2 separate regions of the Homo sapiens genome follow, and region 1 is linked to region 2. Evidence: read pairs that join two places in POLR2A ChIA-PET (ENCODE). Cell type or tissue: GM12878. All regions are shown on one strand. Links, peaks and the distances in the headings refer to the core of each region. The heading gives the core; the rest is flanking DNA.

Region 1 (11,281 bases), core at 5,505-8,004, 71 kb after region 2:
TTGGAGCCCCAGTGCAGATTCAGGCTTCCATCCAATCAACTTGGAGCCCCAGTGCAGATCCAGGCTTCCATCCAATCAGGTTTGAGGCCCCAGTGCAGATCCAGGCTTCCATCCAATCAGCTTTGAGGCCCCAGTGCAGATCCAGGCTTCTATCCAATCAGCTTTGAGGCCCCAGTGCAGATCCAGGCTTCCATCCAATTAGCTTTGGAACCCCAGAGCAGATCCAGGCTTCAATCCAATCAGCTTTGGAGCCCCAGTGGAAAGATAATGCCTCTTCTCTGACAGTTTCAGCAAACATCCCAGGGTTGAATTTCACTGGCCTGTCAGGTCATGTACCCATCCCTGAACCAATCACTGTGGCAGAGGACTGGAAACCTCTGACTGTCCAGGGCATGGTCATGAGCTCGTCCCAGAAGCGGAGGAAAGCAGTTTCCCAAGAAGTACAGAATATTAGAGAAGCAGCAGGCAGCAGCCTGGGGCAGGGCAGGTGGTTCCTGGGCATCTGACCTGAATGCAGAATAAATTTGGATCCTAAATTGCTTACACTTTGGAGGTGGCACATGAGTACAATGAACTATAATACCAGGCAAATAATTTCAAAGCCTGTAATAGCAGCTCACATAATATACTGTTGAAATGCAAAGGAAGCAATGATTAACTGCTACTGGGGGTCAGGGACGGCTCCTCAGAGGAGGTGACATGTCTTCTGGCTTGCATCTCTCTCTTTGCTTTCTGCCTGCACTCATGGGTGGCCAAGCCCTGTGGGTGACTCAGGGCTGAGCCTGGGAGCAGGACCTCAGCCTCCACTCCACCTGAGGAAAAGTGTCGAGAATCGGCTGCAGCAGCTGTGAATCTGATTATTGGGAACTGAATGGCTTCTAAGGACTCCTGGAGGAGCCTGGCTTTGCACATCTAAATATGGAAATTTAATAACCATACTTGATATAACTTTATCTGCACCACTCCAGAGAGAACATTAGTCTTGGTATTTGCAATTTTACAGACATTAGGGGGCTGGTACCAAAACGTTGGTTCATGAGTTTGAGGGTCTGAGGTGACAGAAGATGCTTCATTGTTTGGTTGGTTGTTGATAGAATCATAGAACGTGAGAGTTGGGAGCCTTAGGTGGGATTTAGGTCAGAGATCTTCACATGGGGTCTATAGGCTCCTAAATTATAGGTTAAATTGTGCTTACGTGTGTATGTGTGTGTGTGTGTGTGTGTGTTCATGTTCCCTAGAAAGAGTGTTCATTGCTTTCATCAGATTCACAAAGGGATTTGTGACCACCAGAACACTAAGAACCCAGAGCTGGGGCCAAGCCTCTCAATTGGGGGTGGAGATAAATGGACCCCGAGGAGAAGGTATGCCCAAAAGAGCCCCTCAGGTCATTGTCCAAAGTGGTGCTCAACCTCAGGTGTCCAGATTCTGGGCTGGGGATGTCTTCCTTTAAGCCAGGGGTTCCCTAGCCTGACTGAGCATCAGAACCCCCTGGGGGACTAGCCAGCCACCTGATTTCCTGGGCTAGCTCCAGACCTGCTGAATCAGGGAATGTGTGAGCCCCAGGATCCTGTATGGCTAACAAGCTCCCTGGGTGGTTCTAATGCCTGTCACCAGAACTGGTGCTGGGACAAAGATCTGGGTCCATCATTCAAGAACATGTTCCAAATGAGTGGAGGATAAAGGAGCCCTCTTCGATAGGGATGGGTAAGTAAGTATTGTGAAAGGAAAATAAATCTCAGGACCCTAAATCACTAAGCCAAGGGAAAAGTCAAGCTGAGAACAACGTTAGGCAAACCTGCCTCCCATTTATTCTTAAATAAGATAGCCATACAGATAGAAAAGCTACATACCTCCTACATAATTTGCCTGCAAGGAAATTCCTTGTGGCCTTCAAGATCTTTACCATAAACCAGTTCCGTTGAATTTCACCCTGGCAATGTAAACTGATAGCTTATCTTCACAGGTGTGGGACAGAAAGTCATCTCTCTGCTCACCTGAGACAAATGCGTATCTGATTGCTTCCTCTGCTGATGTAAAATGCAGATTCACTGAGCCAGACTAAACTGTATCCAGTGAAAGGCTGATCAAAGACTCGAAAGAAGACAACCTTTTGTCTCTTATCTACCTATGACCTGGAAGCCCTCCCGCTTCGAGTTGTCCTCCCTTTCTGGACCAAACCAATGTACATCTTACACATATTGATTGATGTCTCATGTCTCCCTACAATGTATAAAAGCCCGCTGTATCCTGACCACCTTGGGCATGTGGTCATCAGAACCTCCTGAGGCTGTGTTGTGGGTACGTCCTTAACCTTGGCAAAATAAGCTTTTCTATATTGATTGAGATCTGTCTCAGATATTTTGGATTCACAGTGTGTCCTTACAGGCATTTCCGAGATTACTTTCATGTTTGGTGAATTGCTAGAAGGACTCATAGGGCTCAACATACAGTCATACCTATGGCTAGGATTTATCACAGCAAACCGATACAAAGAGAAATAGTAAATGGAAAAAATGCGTTGGACAAAACCTGGAGGAAACGAGGTGCAAGCTTCTAAGCGTCCTCTCCCAGCGGAGTCCATAGGATATGCTTAATTTCTCCAGCATCAGACTGAGAGAACAGGTGTGAATGTTGTAAACTGGGGAAGCTTGTCTGTGCCTAGGAGTCCAGGGTTTTTATGAAGGGTCAATTTCATAGGCACTCTTTGCCTAGCATGTATCAAATTACCAGACCCTCAGAAGGAAAGCAGGTGTCTAGCATAAACCACATTGTACAAACATTTAAGCATTCCCTAATTGACAAACTGATTAGCCCGTCTTAACAGTTAGCGAATAGGGAAAATACTCCCCAAATCCAAGTTCCCAGATACCAGCCCAGGGACAGTCTTTCAAGCAGCCCTTTCTAAGGACAGAAGTCTCAGGCCTGCTGTGTGAACCTTTTCTGTACAGTGGGGATGCCAGCTCACTTGACCACAATGAGGCACTATGCCATCAGCACTCTGGTGGGACCACCAAAGGATGGCCAGGTGTATCGACACACCTGTGTCTGCTGCAGACAGGGGACCACAGCAACTATATGTTGTGCAGCTCCTGGAAATCTGGTGTTCCTGTGACATCCACCAAACTGGGTTCTCTGCTTCTCGATGTCACCAGCCTCCCACTTAAAGTTCAAGATGTATTTGTTTGACCAATCCAAGATGAGAACCTGGCATTTTTTTGCTTCTGCAGTGGGGGTTGGGCTCTGTCTCCCAGCAAGGCTCATAGATGAGTGTATTAGTTTTCTAGGGATCTCCTAGCAAGGTACCACAGACTGGGTGACTTAAGCAACAGAAATTACTTTTCCCACAATTCTGGAGGCTAGAATTCCAAAATCAAGGTGTGGGCAGGATTGGTTTCTTTTGAGGCCTCTCTTCTTAGCTTGTAGATTGCCATCTTCCCTCCCTGTGTGTCTGTCTTAATCCTTCATCTCCTTCTCCTTTTTTTTTTTCCATTTAAAAAATTGTAGTGGAATACACATAACAAATTTTAACATTTTAAACATTTTTAAGTGTACAGTTATATCAACGTATTAATTTGGCATAAAAGTAATTGCAGTTTTTCCCATTAAAGGTAATGGCAAAACAGCAATTACTTTTGCATCTACTATTACAGACCTTCATAATGATGTGCAAATATCATTACCATCTACCTCCAGAACTCTTCATGCTGTAAAACTGAAACTCTATACCCATTAAACACTAACTCCCTATTCTCCTTTCTCCTGAGCTCTCTGAGCCCTATGTTTTCTTCTAAGCATCTATAGTTTTAGGTCTTACATTTAGGTCTTTGATCCATTTTTTAGTTAATTTTTGTATATGGTGTTAGGTAAGGGTCCAGTTTCATTCTTTTGCTTGTGGATGTTCAGATTTCCCAGCACCATTTGTTGAATAAACTGTCTTTTGCCATGGAATGGTTTTGGCACCTTTGTCAAAAATCAGTAAATCCAGCTGGGCAGGGTGGCTCATGCCTGCAATCCCGCAACTTTGGGAGGCTGAGGTGGGTGGATCACCTGAGGTCAGGAGTTTGAGACCAGCCTGGCTAACATGGTAAAACCCTGTTTCTACTAAAAATACAAAAACCAGCCAGGCATGGTGGTGGGCTCCTGTAACCCCAGCTACTCAGGAAGCTGAGGCACGAGAACCGCTTGAACCCAGGAGATAGAGGTTGCAGTGAGCCGAGGTCCCGCCACTGCACTCCAACCTAGGCGACAAGAGTGAAGCTCTGTTTCAAAAAAAAAAAATTAATAAACCCCATGTGAGGGTTTATTATTTCTGGGCTCTCTATTCCATTGGTCTATATGTTATCTTTATGCCAGTTCCACACTGGTTTGATTACCATAGCTTTGTAGTAAGTTTGAAATCAGGAAGTATGAATTTTCCAGCTTTGCTGTTCTTTTTCAAGATTGTTTTGGCTGTTCATGGTCCTTTGAGATTCCATGTGAATTTTAGGATGGGGTTTTCTATTTCTTTGAAAAACATCATTAGGATTTTGTTAGGGATTGCATTGAATCTGTAGATTGCTTTGGGTAGTATTGACATCTTAGTAGTAGTAGTTTTCCAATCCATGAATGTGGGATGTGTTTCCATTTATTTATGTCTTCTTTATTTTATTTATTCACTTATTTTTATTATTTTTTTTTTGAGACAGGGTCTCACTCTGTTGCCCAGCCTGGAGTGCAGTGGTGCAATCATGACTCACTGCAGCCTCAACCTCCAGGGCTCAGGGAATCCTCCTACCTCAGCCTCCTGAGTAGCTGAGACTACAGGTGTGTGCCACCACGTCTGTCGCATTTTTGTATTTTTTCTTTTTTGTAAAGATGGGGTTTCACTATGTTTCCCAGACTGGTCTTGAACTTCTGGGCTCAGGTGATCCTTTCACCTCAGCCTCCCAAAGTGTTGGGATTATAGACATGAGCCACCGTGCCCAGCCTATGTCTTCTTTATTTCAGCAATGTTTTGTAGTTTTCATTCTACAAATCTTTCACCCCCTTGGTTAATTCCTAAGTATTCTATTCATTTTGTTACTGTTGTACATGGAATTGTTTTTGTAATTTCCATTTCAGATTGCGCATTGTTAGTGTTTAGAAATGCAACTAGTTTTTGTGTGTTGATTTTGTATCTTACTACTTTGCTGAATTCATTTATTAGTTCCAGCTTTTTTTTGGGTGAAATACTTAGGGTTTTCTACATATGAAAATCATATCATCTCTGAACGGAGATAATTTTGCTTCTTTTTTTTTTTCCAATTGGATGTTTTTATTTCTTTTTCTTGACGAATTTCTCTTGCTAGAATTTCCACTGCTATGTTGAAGTGGCAAAAGTGGGCATCCTTGCCTTCTTCCTGATCTTAGATAACAAGCTTTTAGTCTTTTACCATTGAGTATGACATTTGTTGTGGGTTTTTCATAAATGGGTTTTATTATATTGAGGTTTTTTTTTTTTTTTTTTTTTTTTAGACGGAGTCTCACTCTGTTGCCCAGGCTGGAGTGCAGTGTACTCTTGGCTCACTGCAGCTTGTGCCTCCCAGGCTCAAACAATTCTCTGACTTCAGCCTCCTAAGTAGCAGGGATTACAGGCATGTGTCACCATGCTTGGCTAATTTTGTATTTTTAGTAGATACGGGGTTTCACCATGTTGGCCAGGCTGGTCTCGAACCCCTGACCTCAGGTGATCCACCCACCTTGGCCTCCCAAAGTGCTGGGACTATAGGCATGAGCCACTGCCCCTGGCCAACTGAGGTATTTATTTATTTATTTTTTGCATTCCTACTTTGTTGAGGCTTTTTTTTTTTTTGTCATGAAAGGCTGTTGAATTTTGTCACATGCTATTTTTTCTGCATCAATTGAGATGATCATGTGGTTTTTTTCCCCTTCATCCTGTTAATGTTGTATGTCACATTGGTCAATTTTTGTATGTTGAACCATCCTTGTTTGAGGACTAAATCCTACTTGGTTATGGTGTATAAGGCTTTTAATAAGCTGCTGAATTTGGTTTGCTAGTATTTTTTGACAATGTTTGCATCCATGTTCATAAAGGACATTGGTCTGTAGTTTTGTTTTCTTGTAGTGTCTTTATCTAGCTTTGGTATCAGGGTAATGCTGGCCTCATACAATGAGTAAAGAAGTTTTCCTTCCTTTTCAATTTCTTGGAAAAGTTTGAGAAGGATTGTTGCCCTTCTGTAAATGTTTGATTGAATTTACCAGTGAAGCCATCAGGTCTACCAGGGCTTTTCTTTGTCAGGAGATTTTTTGATTACTGGTTCAATCTCCCTCTCCCTCTTTCTCCTCTCCCTCCTTCCCCCCTCCTTCCCTCCCTCCCTCCCTCCCTCCCTTCCTTCCTTACTTCTTTCCTTCCTTCCATAGTCTCACTGTGTAGCCTAGGCTGGAGTGCAGTGGTACAATTTCGGCTCATTGCAACCTCCTCTGCTTCCTGGGTTCAAAGCAATTCTCCCACTTCAGCCTCCCAAGTAGCTGGGACTACAGGCATGCAACACTACGCCTGGCTAATTTTTGTATTTTTTGGTAGAGACGGGGTTTTGCTATGTGGGCTGGGCTGGTCCTGAACTCCTGGCCTCATATAATCTCCCTGCCTGGGCCTCCCAAAGTGTTAGATTACAGGCATGAACTACTGTGCTCAGCCTAGATTTTCTATTTCTGAAAATAGAAATTTAGTATTGGTTTTTGTGTTTCTAGGAATTTGTCCATTTTCTCTAAATTATCTAATTTTGGGGTATACAATTGTTCATAGTACCTGCTTATAACCTTTTCATTTCTGTAAAATTTGTGGTAATGTTTTCACTTTCGTTTCTGATTTTAGTAATTTGAGTCTTCTTCTGTTTTTTTCTTAGTCCATCTATCTAAAGGCTTGTCAATTTTGTTGATCTTTCCAAAGAGCCAAATTTTGGTTTTATTGATTTTTGTTACTTAAGGATGGACTTCTGTCATTTTTATATTAGTTTTTGATATGCCTTATAGCTTTTTTAATCTCTCATTTCCTGTATGATAGCTTTATTTTGTGGTTAATTTTTTGTAGTGGAATGTTTAAATTCCTTTCTCATTTCTTTTTGTGCATTTTTTTTTTTTGAGACAGGGACTCACTCTGTTGCTCAGGCTGGAGGGCAGTGGCATAATGGCTCACTGCAGCCTTGACCTCCTGGGCTCAAGCAATCCTCCCACGTCAGCCTCCCAAGTGGCTGGGACCACAGGTGCGTGTTACCATGCCCAGCTAATTTTTGTACTTTTTTTTTTTAATAGAGACGGGGTTTAGGTATGTTGCCCAGGCTGATCTCAAACTCCTGGGCTCTAGCAATCCTCCTGCCTCAGCCTCCCAAAGTGCTGGGATTACAGGTGTGAGCCACCACACCTGGCCTTGTGCATACTCTATAGCTATTTTCTTAGTAGTTACGATGGGATTTGGTTACATTTAACATCCTAAAATTATAACACCCTAATTTGAATTTATACCTTATTAACTTCAATAACACACAAAAACTCTGTTCCTTTACAGTTCTAGCCCCACTCCTTTCAGTTGCTGATGTCACAGAACTACATCTTTACATATTGTGTGTCTAAAAATATAAGCCAATGGCTGTTTTAAATTCATCAGTTTCTTAAATTATGTAGATAATAAAATGTATGGCTACCAATCGAAGTTATAATAATACTAGCTTTTAGACTAATTTTTAAAAATGCAGTAGTCTCTGAAATCATGTAAAAAACAGATAAAGTTACATATAATTGTTACAACAATATATCTTTTATAATTGCACATATATTTACCTTTATTGAGACCTTTATTTCTTCACATGGCTTCAAGTTACTGTCTAATGTCTTTTCATTTCACCCTGCAGGATTCCCTTGAGCATTTCTTGCAGGGTAGGCCTAGTGATAACAACACCACTAGTGGATGCTGTCTTAATTTTTGTTTATCTGAGAATGTCTTAATTTCTCTTCACTTAACATTTTTTTCACTTTAAATTACACTTATTTCTTTTATTTTGAGTTAACACATAATTATACATATTTATGGAATAGAGAGTGATATTTTGATATATGTGTATGATGTGGAATGATCAAATAAGGGTAATTAGCACATCCATTACCTCAAACATTTATGATTTCTTTGTGTTGTGAACATTCAAAATCCTCTCTTGTATATAACAAATTATAGTTAACCATTTTCACCCTACAGTGCTGCAGAAGATCAGAACTCATTCCTTCTATCTAACTGTAATTTTGTATCCATTGACTAAAGTCTCCATATCCTTCCCTCCTCCTCCCCTTCCTAGCCTCTAATACCCACAATTACTCTATTCATCCTTTCTCCTTAACTTTTGAAGGACAATTTTGATGAATATAGAATTCTTGGTTGACAGTTCTTTTTCTTTTAGCACCTTGAATATATTGGCCCACTGCCTTCTGGCCTCCAAAGTTTCAGATGAGAAATATGCTGATAATCTTATTGAGAAGATCCCGTATGTGACCAGCCACTTATCTCTTCCGAAATTCTTTCTTCTTCTTCTTTTCTTTTTTTTTTTTTTTTGAGACAGGGTCTTATTTGGTTGCCCAGGCTGGAGTGCAGTGGCATGATCTCAGCTCACTGCAGCCTTGACCTCCTGAGCTCAAGCAATCCTCCCACCTCAGCCTTCCAAGTTGCTGGGACTACAGGTGCACACCACCACAGCCAGCTAATTTTTGTATTTTTTGTAGTGACGGGCTATTGCTGTTTTGCCCAGCCTGGTTTTGAACTCCTGAGTTCAAGCGATCTGCCTACCTTGGCCTCCCAAAATGCTGGGATTACAGGCATGTTCCACCATGCCCAGCTGAAAGTTTGATTGTAATGTGTCTCAGTGTGGGTCTCTTTGAGTTCATCTTACTTGGAGTTTATTGAGCTTCTTGGATGTTTATATTCATGTCTTCATAAAATTTGGGAAGTTTTCAGCCACTATTTCTTCAAATATTCTTTCTTCCTCTTTTTCCATCTCTTCTTCTGAGACTCCTACAATGTATATGTTGGTCCATTGTGTCCCAAAGGTCCCTTGGGCTCTGTTCACTTTTCTTTAATTTTTTTCTTTCTGTTCCTAGACTCCATAATTTCCTTTGTCCTGTCTTCATGTTCATTGATTCTTTTTTCTATCTGCCCAAATAAGTCTTTTGAGTATTTCTAGTAAATTTTACATTTTGGTTATGGTACTTTTTTTTTTTTTTTTAAGAGATGGATCTCACCCTGTTGCCCAGGCTGGAGTGCGGTGGTGCGATCTCAGCTCACTGCAAGCTCTGCCTCCTGGGTTCACGCCATTCTCCTGCTTCAGCCTCCCGAGTAGCTGGGATTATAGGCGCCCGCCACCATGCCCAGCTAATTTTTGTATTTTTGGTAGAGACAGGGTTTCACCATGTTAGCCAGGATGGTCTTGATCTCCTGACCTCGTGATCTGCCTGCCTCGGCCTCCCAAAGTGCTGGGATTACAGGTGTGAGCCACCGCGCCCAGCCCAGTTATAGTACTTTTCAGCTTTGAAATTTCTTTTTGGTTTCTTGTTTTCTGTTTCTTTATTGATTTTTCCATTTTGTTTATAGACCATTTCTTATAACTTTTCTACATCTCCTCTAGTTTTTGAGCATCTGTAAGACAGTCGTTTTGAAGTCTTTGTCTAGTAGATCTGCTACCAGGTGTTTTTCAGAGGCAGTTTCTGTTGAGTTACATTTTTCCTTTGAATGGGTCACAATTTCCTATTTCGTTGTATGCTTTGTGATTTTCATTTGTTGTTGAAAACTGGACATTTGAATCTAATAATATAGTAACTCTGGAAATCAGATTCTCTCCCTCCCCTAGGGTTTGCTGTTTTTTTATTTTGTCATTGTTGCTATGTATTTCTTTATTTATTTTCAGAATTACTGTAGGCTGTCTCTGTGCCAAGGATCAGCCTGAGGTGTAAACTTAAGATCTTCTCAGGTTTGTTTTTTTTTTTTTTTCTTGAGATGGAGTCTCGCTCTGTCGCCCAGGCTGGAGTGCAGTGGCGTGATCTCAGCTCACTGCAAGCTCTGCCTCCTGGGTTCATGCCATTCTCCTGCCTCAGCCTCTGGAGTAGCTGGGACTACAGGTGCCTGCCACCACACCTGGCTAATTTTTTGTATTTTTGGTAGAGATGGGGTTTCACCATGTTAGCCAGGATGGTCTCGATCTCCTGACCTAGTGATCTGCCTGCCTCGGCCTCCCAAAGTGCTGGGATTACAGGCGTGAGTCAGGTTTTTTTTTTTTTTTCTGAGCCTGTTTCTTTCCTTGGACATACATGGTCAATTTCTAATTTTCCCTGTATATCCAATTGCTTTTGAATGTCATAGGCTTTAATGTATGGTTTCCAAAAGGAAAACAGAAGAAAATTGAAGGGAAGGGGTGAAGGACACTGGCCCTTTAAGTCCCCCTGGAAGTCAATTCAGCCCGAAGGAGAGGGGCTTACAACAATGGGGGGAGGTGCAACAATGGCTGCCTGCCCCTTTGCACCTCTGTCATCAGAAGTGGCAATCAGCAATCAGAACACAGATCCTGAGATGTGGAGGCCAGGGTCAATGTTTGCTTGCCCTGGCTCCCAATAGCTATCTGCAGGTTGCTCCTGGAACAAATGTACAGCTGTCTGCCACAGAGCTGGGGTTGGGGGATGGTAGCTGCTGCTGTGCCAAAAGCTGAGGTTGACTGTAATTAACCACAATGTGCAGACCAAGCTTTCCCCTGGAAGTTGCAAGCTTCTGGTCACCTCCTATTTAAAATAGTCTCCTCCAATAGGCTCCTTTCGAGTCCCAAAATAGTTATGCAGGACAGATTCTGCCAGTGCAGTTATTGTCTAGGTGGAGGCAGCTTCCTTGTGCTCCCTATACTGACATCTTCCTGGAAGCCTCCTTCATTGTCTTTTTTTTTTTTTTTTTTTTTGAGACAGTCTCGCTCTGTTGCCCAGGCTAGAGTGCAGCAACCTCCACCTCCTGGGTTCAAGTGATTCTCGTGCCTCAGCCTCCTGAGTAACTGGAACTACAGGTGCATGCCACCATGGTTGGCTAATTTTTGTGTTTTTTTGTAGAGATGGGGTTTCACTTTGTTGCCCAGGCTGGTCTTGACTCCTGACCTCAAATGATCGACCCTCCTTGGCCTCCCAAAGTGCAGGGATTACAGGTGTGAGCCACCGTGCCTAGCCTCATCTTCTCTTCTTATAAGGGCAGCAGTTATATTGGATTGGGGCCTACTGCAATGACCTCATT
Region 2 (11,281 bases), core at 752-3,251:
TTATAGGTTCTAAATTGGGTTAGGGAACAACCTGAAAAGGAACCGGAATTGCAGCAGTATGTGCCACAACTGCAAAACAACACCATCCTCCGCCTTCTGCAGCAGGTAAAAATAAAAAAATAAAAAAAGTTTTGTGATGTTATGTGCTCATCATGAAACTAAAAACTGGAAAAATCTAGAACTGCCTAGGAAGTGAGAACCTCCCCAAGTTCTGCCCCTGGCAAAAATTAGTCTATTTATTAATTTGAAAATCAGAATTATTATATTTACATATTTTGTAACGGACGCTTTTGTTTTTTGGCTGAACACTGTCTTTGGGCATTTTTCCTTGTTAGTAATGTAGGGCTACCTTATTCCATTTAAGGTACTGTGGTGTATTTATTCAGACTCTCTTGATGAAAACCTGTATTCCTAGATTTTTTTTTTCCCTGTTAGAAATCTTGTAGCATTGAGCATCTTTCATACATGTATCTTTGCATACTTCTATTACTTTCTGTGGCATAAGAAGTGGAATTAGTCATAGGGTTTATGGATTTAAAGCTTTAATAGCTATTCAGAAGCCTGGATTAATAGACCCCCCACCATGAGTGAATGAGACAGCCTTTTCATATATTTTAGTCCAGGGGCTTAAGTCAGTAAGTGCTCCCATTTTGTTTTCCATTTGTTGCATTTGGGAAGGAGGGCGTTTTATTATATTTTCATCTCAGTATTTGTGCACATTTCATTGACCTGCTTTCTTTTATGTGAGTAGTGTTATTTCTTATGTGCTATACAAATAATTGAAGGCTAATTAGCAGTATAACTATAAATAGTAATGCTGCCAGTCTCCTTCAGACAAAAATTCTATAAGAAGTGTTTAAATATATTCGGTAAGTAGCAGGTTTTTAGGCTTTTTTGTTTTACAACAACTAGGATTTGAAAAGATTATAGGTTTGAGGAATAGTATGATAATGGTTCTCAAAGCATGGAGTTTAGAGTCGATGGTCTGGGATTAGCATTCTGGCTTTAACAATGTACTGCTAACATAAATTCTCTGGCATAATTTCTACTTCCCATGACTGTCATGAGATTGCACATAAAAAGTGCTGAATAAACAGTGGCTAGTGTTATTAACCCTTTGTTTTCTATGCAGGTGTCACAGATTTATCAGAGCATTGAGTTTTCTCGTTTGACTTCTTTGGTTCCTTTTGTTGATGCTTTCCAACTGGAACGGGCCATAGTAGATGCAGCCAGGCATTGCGACTTGCAGGTAGGTATGTGCTGTAAGGAGACAGGAGAAGGCCCTTGAGGGCTAGAAAGACACATACCTTCTGTTTCTCAGCTTTTGGTACAGTGATACCATTTTAAAGTTTACTGAGTGAACTTTTCCAGCTTTTGTATATGACATTCTTCTGTTACTTTTTGACTTCATGCTTACTTGTGGATTTAACCATTGATAATTTAATTTTCAAAGGTTCGTATTGATCACACTTCTCGGACCCTGAGTTTTGGATCTGATTTGAATTATGCTACTCGAGAAGATGCTCCGATTGGTCCTCATTTGCAAAGCATGCCTTCAGAGCAGATAAGAAACCAGCTGACAGCCATGTCCTCAGTACTTGCAAAAGCACTTGAAGTCATTAAACCAGCTCATATACTGGTATGCATCTTCCCGGGGAAATAAATCCCAGAAGTTTTGAGGGACTCTTAACGCCATGCCATGTCTTTTACAAAAAGGTTTGAGACAATATCTGAGAGAAGGGATTTATGATATGTTTCCTATAGAATTGTACTTGGTAGTTTTGTTATTTGATCAAATACACAAATCATTGAGCTTTCTTCCATTGAACAAAATACTACTCTGTGTAGGTAATGTAATAGGGTGGATTATGTTACAGAAACAACAGAGTGGACATAGGATTCCTCAAATAGTGAAATACAGTGACTGGATTTTTCCCTCCTGCTTAAGTTATTTCTTTTTTTTCTTTTTTGAGATGGAGTCTCACTCTCACCCAGGCTGGAGTGCAGTGATGCCATCTCGGCTCATTGCAATCTCTACCTCCTGGGTTCAAGCAATTCTTGTGCCTCAGCCTCCTGTGTAGCTGGGACTACAGGCACGTACCACGTGCACAGCTAATGTTTTGTATTTTTAGTAGAGATGGGGTTTCACCATGTTGGCCATGCTGGTCTCAAAGTCCTGGCCTCAAGTGATCCACCCGCCTTGGCCTCCCAAAAGTGATGGGGTTACACGCATGAGCCACTGCCTGTAACAAGTTATTTCTTGTATGTGAGCTCTGTTAATGAACACCTAAGGTAGGTTTGGTGCAGAGAAAAGTTGTCTTATCTAGGAGAGCTTCTTTAGCTGCGTCATTGCTATTAAAAGACTGAATAGGAGCAACACCATAGCATTTAATACCGAAAACAAACAGCTTGGATAGTGTCATCTTCCATTATCAAATGCAGATACATAGAAAGGCAGTACATCAGGATTATTTTGTAATTTCTTTGATGCCTAATACCAGAGAATGTTAATTTTGGTCATGTAAAAAAATTCATTTGTTTTTGAAGCAAGAGAAAGAAGAACAGCATCAGTTGGCTGTCACTGCATACCTTAAAAATTCACGAAAAGAGCACCAGCGGATCCTGGCTCGCCGCCAGACAATTGAGGAGAGAAAAGAGCGCCTTGAGAGTCTGAATATTCAGCGTGAGAAAGAAGAATTGGAACAGAGGGAAGCTGAACTCCAGAAAGTGCGGAAGGCTGAGGAAGAGAGGCTGCGCCAGGAAGCAAAGGAGAGAGAGAAGGAGCGTATCTTACAGGAACATGAACAAATCAAAAAGAAAACTGTCCGAGAGCGTTTGGAGCAGATCAAGAAAACAGAACTGGGTGCCAAAGCATTCAAAGATATTGATATTGAAGTACGTAGCATCTTAGTTATTAAAAAATTAGTTTTATCCAGGTATTTTGTACTCTTAGAACCACAGTCCTTTACCATTTGTTGGCTTACTGGGTTATTTCATGCATTTTGGTACAGCTGGTCATGACTAAATCTGTGAGTAAGCATATGTTTATTGCTCTGTGAAGTTTTGTGTTTTTTTTGAGACGGAGTATTATCTTGTCGCCCAGGCTGGAGTGCAGTGACGTGATCTCAGCTCACTGCAACCTCCGCCTCCCGGGTTCAAGTGATTCTCCTGCCTCAGCCTCCCAACTAGCTGGGATTACAGGCGCCTGCCACCATACCTGGCTAATTTTTGTATTTTTAGTAGAGACAGGGTTTCACCATGTTGGCCAGGCTGGTCTTGAACTCCTGACCTCAAGTGATCTACTTGCCTCAGCCTCCCAAATTGCTGGGGTTATAGGTGTGAGCCACCACACATGACCTGTTTCATAGACACCTTATACACATAGCCTGAAGGTAATTTTGTACACTATTTTACATAATTTTGTGCATGAAACAAAGTTTTGAATGCATTTTGACTGACCTGTCACATGGGTCAGGTGTGGAATTTTACACTTGTGGCACCATGTTGGTGCTCAGAAAGTTTTAAAATTGGGAGCATTTCAGATTTTGGGTTTTTGGATTAGGTTTGCTTACCCTATTTAGTAGAGTCTGGGTAGATGTAGGTTGGAGTAGTGAGAAAAGGATGTATGGATATTTTTTTCCTTATGGTCAAATGGAAATAAGGCTATTGTATAATATTTTTACATTTCCTAAATTATCACCCATTGTAACAATAAAAGCAATGTAGGATTTTATTCTAGAAAGCAGTGAGTTATGTTAGGCATTGCTTGTTTCTCTTTATTAACAATTGTGCATTTGTATTACCTTTCAGGACCTTGAGGAATTGGATCCAGATTTTATCATGGCTAAACAGGTTGAACAACTGGAGAAAGAAAAGAAAGAACTTCAAGAACGCCTAAAGAATCAAGAAAAGAAGGTAAATGAAAGGGTTGGTAAACCTTTAACATACCAAGTTAAGAGAGATTTTTTAAAACTACGTGTGTTTTCGTGTCATTCAGATTGACTATTTTGAAAGAGCCAAACGTTTGGAAGAAATTCCTTTGATAAAGAGCGCTTACGAGGAACAGAGAATTAAAGACATGGATCTGTGGGAGCAACAAGAGGAAGAAAGAGTAAGTTTTTTATTTAATTGTAATATTTTTAGATTGTAATAAAATCCTCTGCCAGTAATGGAACCAAGGATTCAGAATTGCTTTATTTTGTATTCTTCTGCTAGAAATGGTGCTCTAATGGCTGCCTATGAACAGATTGGTAGAAAGAGGGAAAATTTCACAATAGAGATTACAAACGAAACTTGGAAAACAAAGGACAACTGAAAAGCCCATTTTATAAAAAACTGCTTTATATACACTTTAAATGGGTAAATTGTATGGCATGTTTATACATCTCATAGTTTTCATTTTACTTGCAGAATTGTGCAGCCATCTCCACAATCTAATTTTAAAACACGTCTCAAAAAGAAGTTCTAAACCCATTAGCAGTAGTCATCCCTATTCTTCCCCACCACCCCAGCCCTAGGCAACCGCTAAACTACTCCTTTCTCTAGATTTGCTGATTCTGGACATTTTATATAAATGGAATTGTGTACTGTGTTGTCTTTCGTGACTAAACAGGTCATTCCATAGTTTTGTTAACTTATAGTATATTTTATATTTACCTAATGATACAAAAGCATGGTTTACAAATGCTTACGGCACCAAATATGTAATAAAAGTGAGTAAGCAGATCTACTTTAAAAAAGTAACCATAAGCAGGAGGCAAACATCGGTGTAGGGTGTGATAGGAGAATGCAGCCTTTTCTTGGTTTAATCTGATTGTTGTCCCTTGGAGATTAATGGGCCTAGGATTGCCAGCCCTTCCCATTTTTTTTTCTGGAAAAGTTGGAATTTTTGTGATAATTCTCTTAACATGTAAATAATTAAAAACTAATTAGAAAAGTGCTGCAGACCAAATTGGGTTGATTTGGAGCCTTCAGTTTTTCATGTAGGGTAGAAAAGAAATAGCCATATATCATCTTGCATTGATTTCCAGGTGTTTTTAAGGATGAAAATGCCTTTAAAAATTAAACCATGGTGTTTGTTGTTACCATGTCATATTTATTATTTTATTTTATTATATATAGGCACACCTTGTTTTATTGTGCTTCACTTTATTGTGCTTTTGTGTTACCCAGGCAGGTCTCAAAGTCCTGGGCTCAAACGATTCTCCTGGCTGGGCCTCCCAAAGTGCTGGGATTATGGGTGTGAATCACACCTCCCCCAGCCCCCCATATTATTATTATTTTTATTCTTATTTCTTCTTTTACATATTAAAAGTTTGTGGTAACCTTGCATTGAGCAAGTCTGTTGACACCATTTTTCCAGCAGCATGTGCTCATTTCATGTCTCTGTCACATTTTGGTAATTCTCAAAGTATTTAATACTTTTTCATTATATTTGTTGTAGTGATCAGTGATCTTTGATGTTACTGTTGTAATTATTTTGGGGTGCCACGAACCACACTCATAGAAGGCGGTGAACTTAATCTGTAAATTAAGTCTCTTCTGACTGTTCTACCGACTGGCCATTCCCTTACTCTCTGTCTCTCCCTGTCCTTGACCCTTCCTATTATTCCCTGAGACACTAATATGTATATATTTATTTGAGACAGAGTTTCATTCTGTCGCCCAGGCTGGAGTGCAGTGGCGCAATCTCGGCACACTGCAACCTCTGCCCCCGCCGGGTTCAAGTGATTCTCTGGCCGCAGCCTCCCAAGTAGCTGGGATTACAGGCGCCTGCCACCATGCCCGGCTAGTTTTTGTGTTTTTAGTGGAGATGAGGTCACCGTGTTGGCTGGGCTGGTCTTGAACTCCTGACCTCAAGTGTTCTGTTCGCCTCAGCCTCCCAAAGTGCTGGGATTATAGGCGTGAGCCACTGTGCCCAGCTCCTGAGAGGTAATATTGAAATTAGGCTAATTAACAATTCCACAATGGCTTTTAAGTGTTCAACTGAATAGAAGAGTCACCTGTCTCACTTTAAATCAAATGCTAGAAATGATTAAGCTTAGTGAGGAAGGCATGTTGAAAGCTAGGCCTCTTGCACTAATCAAGTTGTGAATGCAAAGGAAAAGCTTTTTTTTTTTTTTTGAGATGGAGTTTCGCCGTTGTTGCCCAAGCTGGAGTGCAATGGCGCAATCTCAGCCCACTGCAGCCTCCGCCTCCCAGTTCAAGTGATTCTCGTGCCTCAGCCTCCCGAGTAGCTGAGATTACAGGCATGTGCCACCACACCCAGCTAATTTTGTACTTTTTTTTTTTTTTTTTAATTAGAGACGGGGTTTCTCTATGTTGGTCAGGCTGGTCTCAAACTCCTGGCCTCAGGTGATCTGCTCATCTCGGCCTCCCAAAGTGCTGGGATTACAGGCATGAGCCACCGTGCCTGGCCCGGAAGAGTTCTTGAAATTAAAAATGCTACTCCAGTGAACACATAAACAGTGAGAAAGTGAAACAGCCTTATTGCTGATATGGAAAAAGTTTCATTGGTCTGGATCAAACCAGCCACAACATTCCCTTTAGCCAAAGCCTGATCGAGAGCAAGGCTATAACTCTCAACAGTTAATAATACAAATAGCTGAGAGAGGTTAGAAAGCCGCAGAAGGCCAGGCCTGGTGGCTCACGTCTGTAATATAAGCACTTTGGGAGGCCGAGGAGGGCAGATCACTTGAGGTCAGGAGTTTGAGACCAGCCTGGCCAACATGGCAAGAACCCGTCTCTACTAAAATTACAAAAATTAGCTGGGCGTGGTGGCAGATGCCTGTAATCCCAGATACTCAGGAGGCTGAGGCAGGAGAATTGCATGAACCTGGGAGGCAGAGGTTGCAGTGAGCTGAGATTGCGCCACTGCACTCCACCCTGGGCAACCATGGGAGACTCTGTCTCAATCAATCAATCAATCAATAAAGGAAGCTGCAGAAGAAAAGTATGAAGCTAGCAGAGGTTGGTTCATAAGGTTTAAGGAAAACCGTCTTTATGACATAACAGTACGATGTGAAGCAGCAAGTGCTGATGGAGGAGCTACAGCAAGTTATTCAGAAGATTTGGCTGAGATAGTTGATGAAGGTGGCTACACTTAAACAACAGACTTTCTTACTTTTTTGAGAGACAGGGTCTCACTCTATCACCCAGGCTGGAGTGCAGTGGCGTGATCTCAGCTCCCTACAGTATCTACCCCCTGGGCTCAAGTGCCCACTTCAGCCTCCTGAGTAGCTGCGACCACAGGCATGCACCACCATGCCTAGCTTTTTTTTTTTTTTTTTTTTTGTATTTTTAGTGGAGACAGGCTCTCCCCAGGCTTCCCAGGCTGGTCTCAAACTCCTGAAGTCAAGCAGTCTGCCTGCTTCAGCCTCACAAAGTGTTGGGATTACAGGGGTGAGCCATGGTGCCCAGCCAATAGATTTTCAGTGTAGATGAAACGACCTTCTGTTGGAAGAAGATGGCCAGCTAGGTCTTTCATACCTAGAGGGAAGTCAGTGCCTAGCTTGAGAGCATCAAAGGGTATGCTCACTGTTTAGGGGTTAATGCAGCTGCTAACTGGAAGTTGAAGCCAATTCTCGTCATTCCAAAAATCCTAGGGTCCTTAAGAATTATGCTGCATCTACCCTTTCTGTGGTCTGTACATGAAAGAACAAAGCCTGAATGACAGCATATCTGTTAATAGCATGGTTTGCTGAATATTTTAAGCCCCCTGTTGAGACCTACTGCTCAAAAAAAAAAGTTTTCAGAATATTGCTGCTCATTGACAATGCATCTGATCGTATGACAGCTCTGACAGTGATGTATAAGAGAGATTAATGTTTGTTTTCATGCCTGTTAACACAGTATGCATTCTGCAGCCCGTAGATCTAGGAATAATTTTGTCTTTCAAGTCTTATTATTTAAGAAATATATTTCATAAACCTGTAGCTGCCATAGTGATTCCTTTGGTGGATCTGGGCAAAGTACGTTGAAAACCTGCTGGAAGGAATTCTTTATTCCAGATGCCATTTGTGATTCGTGGGAGGAGGTCAAAATATCAGCATTAGAAAGAGTTTGGAAGAAGTTGATTCCAAGCCTCATGGATGACTTGGAGGGGTACATGAGTAGAGTGGAGAAAATAATTGCAGATGTGGTGAAAACAGCAAGAGAAGTAGAGTTAGATGTATAGGCTGGGTGGGGTGGCTCACACCTCTAATCCCAGCTCTTTGGGAGGCTGAGGTGGGCAGATTGCATGAGTCCAGGAGTTTGAGACCAGCCTGGGCAACATGGTGAAACCCTGTCTCTACAAAAAAACAGGAAAATTAGCCAGGCATGGTGGAGTGTGCCTGCAGTTCCAGCTACTTGGGAGGCTGACTGAGGTGGGAGGATGCAGAGGTTGCAGTGAGCTGAGATGGTGCCATTGCACTCCAGTGCTTGGGTGACAGAGACAGACCCTGTCTTAAAACACACACACACACACACACACACACACACAAAACCAAAAAAGACTATAACCTGAAGATGTGACTGAATTGCTGCAATCTCATGATAAAGCTTGGATGGGTGAGGAGTTGCTTCTTATGGATGAGCAAAGTAAGTGGTTTCTTGAAATCTCCTGGTGAAAATGCTACGAACATTGTTGACCTGACAACAAAGGATTTAGAATATTCCATAAGTGTAGTTGATAAAGCAGCAGCAGGGTTTGAGAGGATTGGATCAAATTGAAATTCTACTCTTGAGTTAAAAACCGTCAACCAGTGCCACATGCTAGATGAATCTTTTGTAAGAGGTTGCAATCAGTGTGGCAAACTTCATTGTTACCTATTTTAAGAAATTATACCATAGTCACCCCATCCTTTAGTATCTGCCATGCTGATCATTCAGCAGTCGTCAACATTGAAGCAAGACTCCACTAGCAAAAAGATTATGACTCATTGAAGGCTCAGGTGATCATTAGCATTTTTTAGCAATAAAGTATTTTTTGTTTTGTTTTCTTTGAGAACAGGAGTCTCACCATGTTGTCCAGGCTGATCTTGCACTCCTGGGCTCAAGTGATTCTCTTGCCTCAGCGTACTACTGCATCTGACTTACAGTATTTTAAAATTAAGGTTTGTACATTGGTGTTTTAGACATGCTATTGTATACTTAATAGACTGCAAACTTCTATATGCATCGGATAACCAAAAAATCTGCGTTGCTTGCTTTATTGCAATATTCTTTATTGTGGTGGTCTAGAACCAAACCTGCAGTGCCTCCAAGGTGTGTCCGTGTATCATAATTTTTCCTTTATAAAGTTCCTGGTATCATGGGGCTAAATGAAAACTGTCTCTCCTAAATGCCTCAGGATTACTTTGTCTACCTCTTGCCCGTAATTGCCTTCTGGGGACCTATTGACATGGATGTAGTTAACGTTTTCATTTTTATGGCATGACAGAAGGGGCAGTGGAGCAGCTTCTAATTTTTCAAGAGTATTTCTCAGTAATTTGGGGTTAATGAGTAAAAAAAAAAGTGCATTGAAATTTCACAATATTTGTACTTGCAGATTACTACAATGCAGCTAGAACGTGAAAAGGCTCTTGAACATAAGAATCGAATGTCACGAATGCTTGAAGACAGAGATTTATTCGTAATGCGACTCAAAGCTGCACGGCAGTCTGTTTATGAGGTGAGCTTGCTGATTTTTGGGAAATGTTTATTCATGAGCTTTCTAGTATTGGCCTAAGGGTTCTCCCTTAACAAATTGGTATATTCTTTATTGAGTTACTATGTGTAACGGTCATTCAAATAATAGAAATTTTTGGATGATATTTCATAAGCAAAACAATCATCAAAATTGTTCTAAAGGTGAAAGTTGAATGCATAATTTAATACAAGTTTTGTTTACTGTTTTTGTTAGAAATGAAAAAACTAGATCAAAATGTCCTGGGCTTAGATTCTAATTTGACCATTGAATTATTTTGTATAAAGACAAACCCACTGGAGGTAGGTAATATCAACAATTTAAATGTTTTAAAATTTGGCCTGCTGACAAGTTAATGGTCATTTGGAAGTTAGAGTTTTTGTGCTGAGAGGTTGCTTTCGATGATTCTGATACACTTGAGAGTCTTTTGTAAACCTAATAGCTTTCTGCGAGTTTGTTGCTCTTGACAAAGTGTGCCCTTTTTGGGTTGGGGGTTACTTCGATTGCAGGAAAAACTTAAACAGTTTGAAGAGCGATTAGCAGAAGAAAGGCATAATCGATTGGAAGAACGGAAAAGGCAGCGTAAAGAAGAACGCAGGATAACATACTATAGAGAAAAAGAAGAGGAGGAGCAGAGAAGGGCAGAAGAACAAATGCTAAAAGGTACACAGGTCAAACAGGATTGGAGGGGTGCTAATGCAAGGTTGGTGTTAAGATCTAGTTTTTAGTGATCTTATGTAGAAAATACAGGAATCAAGGTAATTGGCCTTTTAGCACTGTAATTAACTGGATCTCAGAACCCAGTTTGCTGTATGTGAAGTTGTTACATCGTCTGCCAGCATTTCCCCACACATTTGATGTTCTTCTAGAAATTAATACTTTTTTTAATCACCGTATTCTGTGTATTAACATTTATTGAGGAATACATTCCAGATGATGGCTGTTAAATGATGCTATATCTGGAATCCCAGATTGCTCAGGGATGGGGGAGGGATTCTAGTATCTTATTACAAAACTATAGTTGAGGGGTGTAGTACTTATTTTCTTGACTATGTTCTGTCCTGTAGCTGATTACAAACTATTTTCAAATTCTTTTACTTGTACATTATGCTACCTGTTTAATACCAGAAAAGTGGAACTAGCACTAGGGGGAAGATATGGCTGGGAGGCACACTTAGTAACCTAATCAATGGTCTAGAGCGGGAAGAGAGAGAGCGCGCCGAACGAGCAAAACGCGAGGAAGAGCTACGAGAGTATCAGGAGCGGGTGAAGAAATTAGAAGAAGTGGAAAGGAAAAAACGCCAAAGGGAGTTGGAAATTGAAGAACGAGAACGGCGTAGAGAGGAAGAGAGAAGACTTGGCGATAGTTCCCTTTCTAGAAAGGTGAGTATAGGGTTTATTGATTTTATTTTGTTTTAATGTGACTTTTTTTTTTTGGTTGAGGCACAGTCTTGCTCTGTCGCCCAGGTTGCCCAGGCTGGAGTACAGTGGTGCAATCTCAGCCCCCGGGTTCAAGTGATTCTCGTGTCTCAGCCTCCTGAGTAGCTGAGATTACAGGTGCATACCACCATGCCTGGCTGATTTTTGTAATTGTGATGTATTTTTATCACCCAG

What was found. Peaks named below come from ENCODE experiments on the same cell type or tissue, not always from the same donor. Only the 100,000 strongest peaks of a DNase experiment are listed, where the experiment ranks them.
Region 1: POLR2A ChIA-PET joins it to region 2 with 6 read pairs; 3 of 35 experiments call an interaction of 5 or more read pairs at or near these places.

What each region holds. Positions count from the first base shown.
Region 1 is chr10:118,982,915-118,994,195 of GRCh38, reverse strand. All of the region lies in intron 2 of LINC03036 (long intergenic non-protein coding RNA 3036), which reads left to right. Among named protein-coding and RNA genes, the nearest start is that of LINC03036, 41 kb to the left of the region's middle. In GM12878, for the core only: no CTCF peak of the experiment used is centred there; a DNase peak (open chromatin) is centred at 6,765; H3K4me3 peaks cover 346 bases; H3K27ac peaks cover 687 bases.
Region 2 is chr10:119,049,570-119,060,850 of GRCh38, reverse strand. It overlaps EIF3A (eukaryotic translation initiation factor 3 subunit A), which reads left to right. Exons shown (of 22, transcript NM_003750.4): 9 at 7-105; 10 at 1,133-1,249; 11 at 1,454-1,639; 12 at 2,548-2,895; 13 at 3,811-3,915; 14 at 3,998-4,111; 15 at 9,530-9,652; 16 at 10,177-10,330; 17 at 10,866-11,050. It overlaps SNORA19 (small nucleolar RNA, H/ACA box 19), which reads left to right and starts at 713; the gene lies at 713-840. In GM12878, for the core only: no CTCF peak of the experiment used is centred there; no DNase peak of the experiment used is centred there.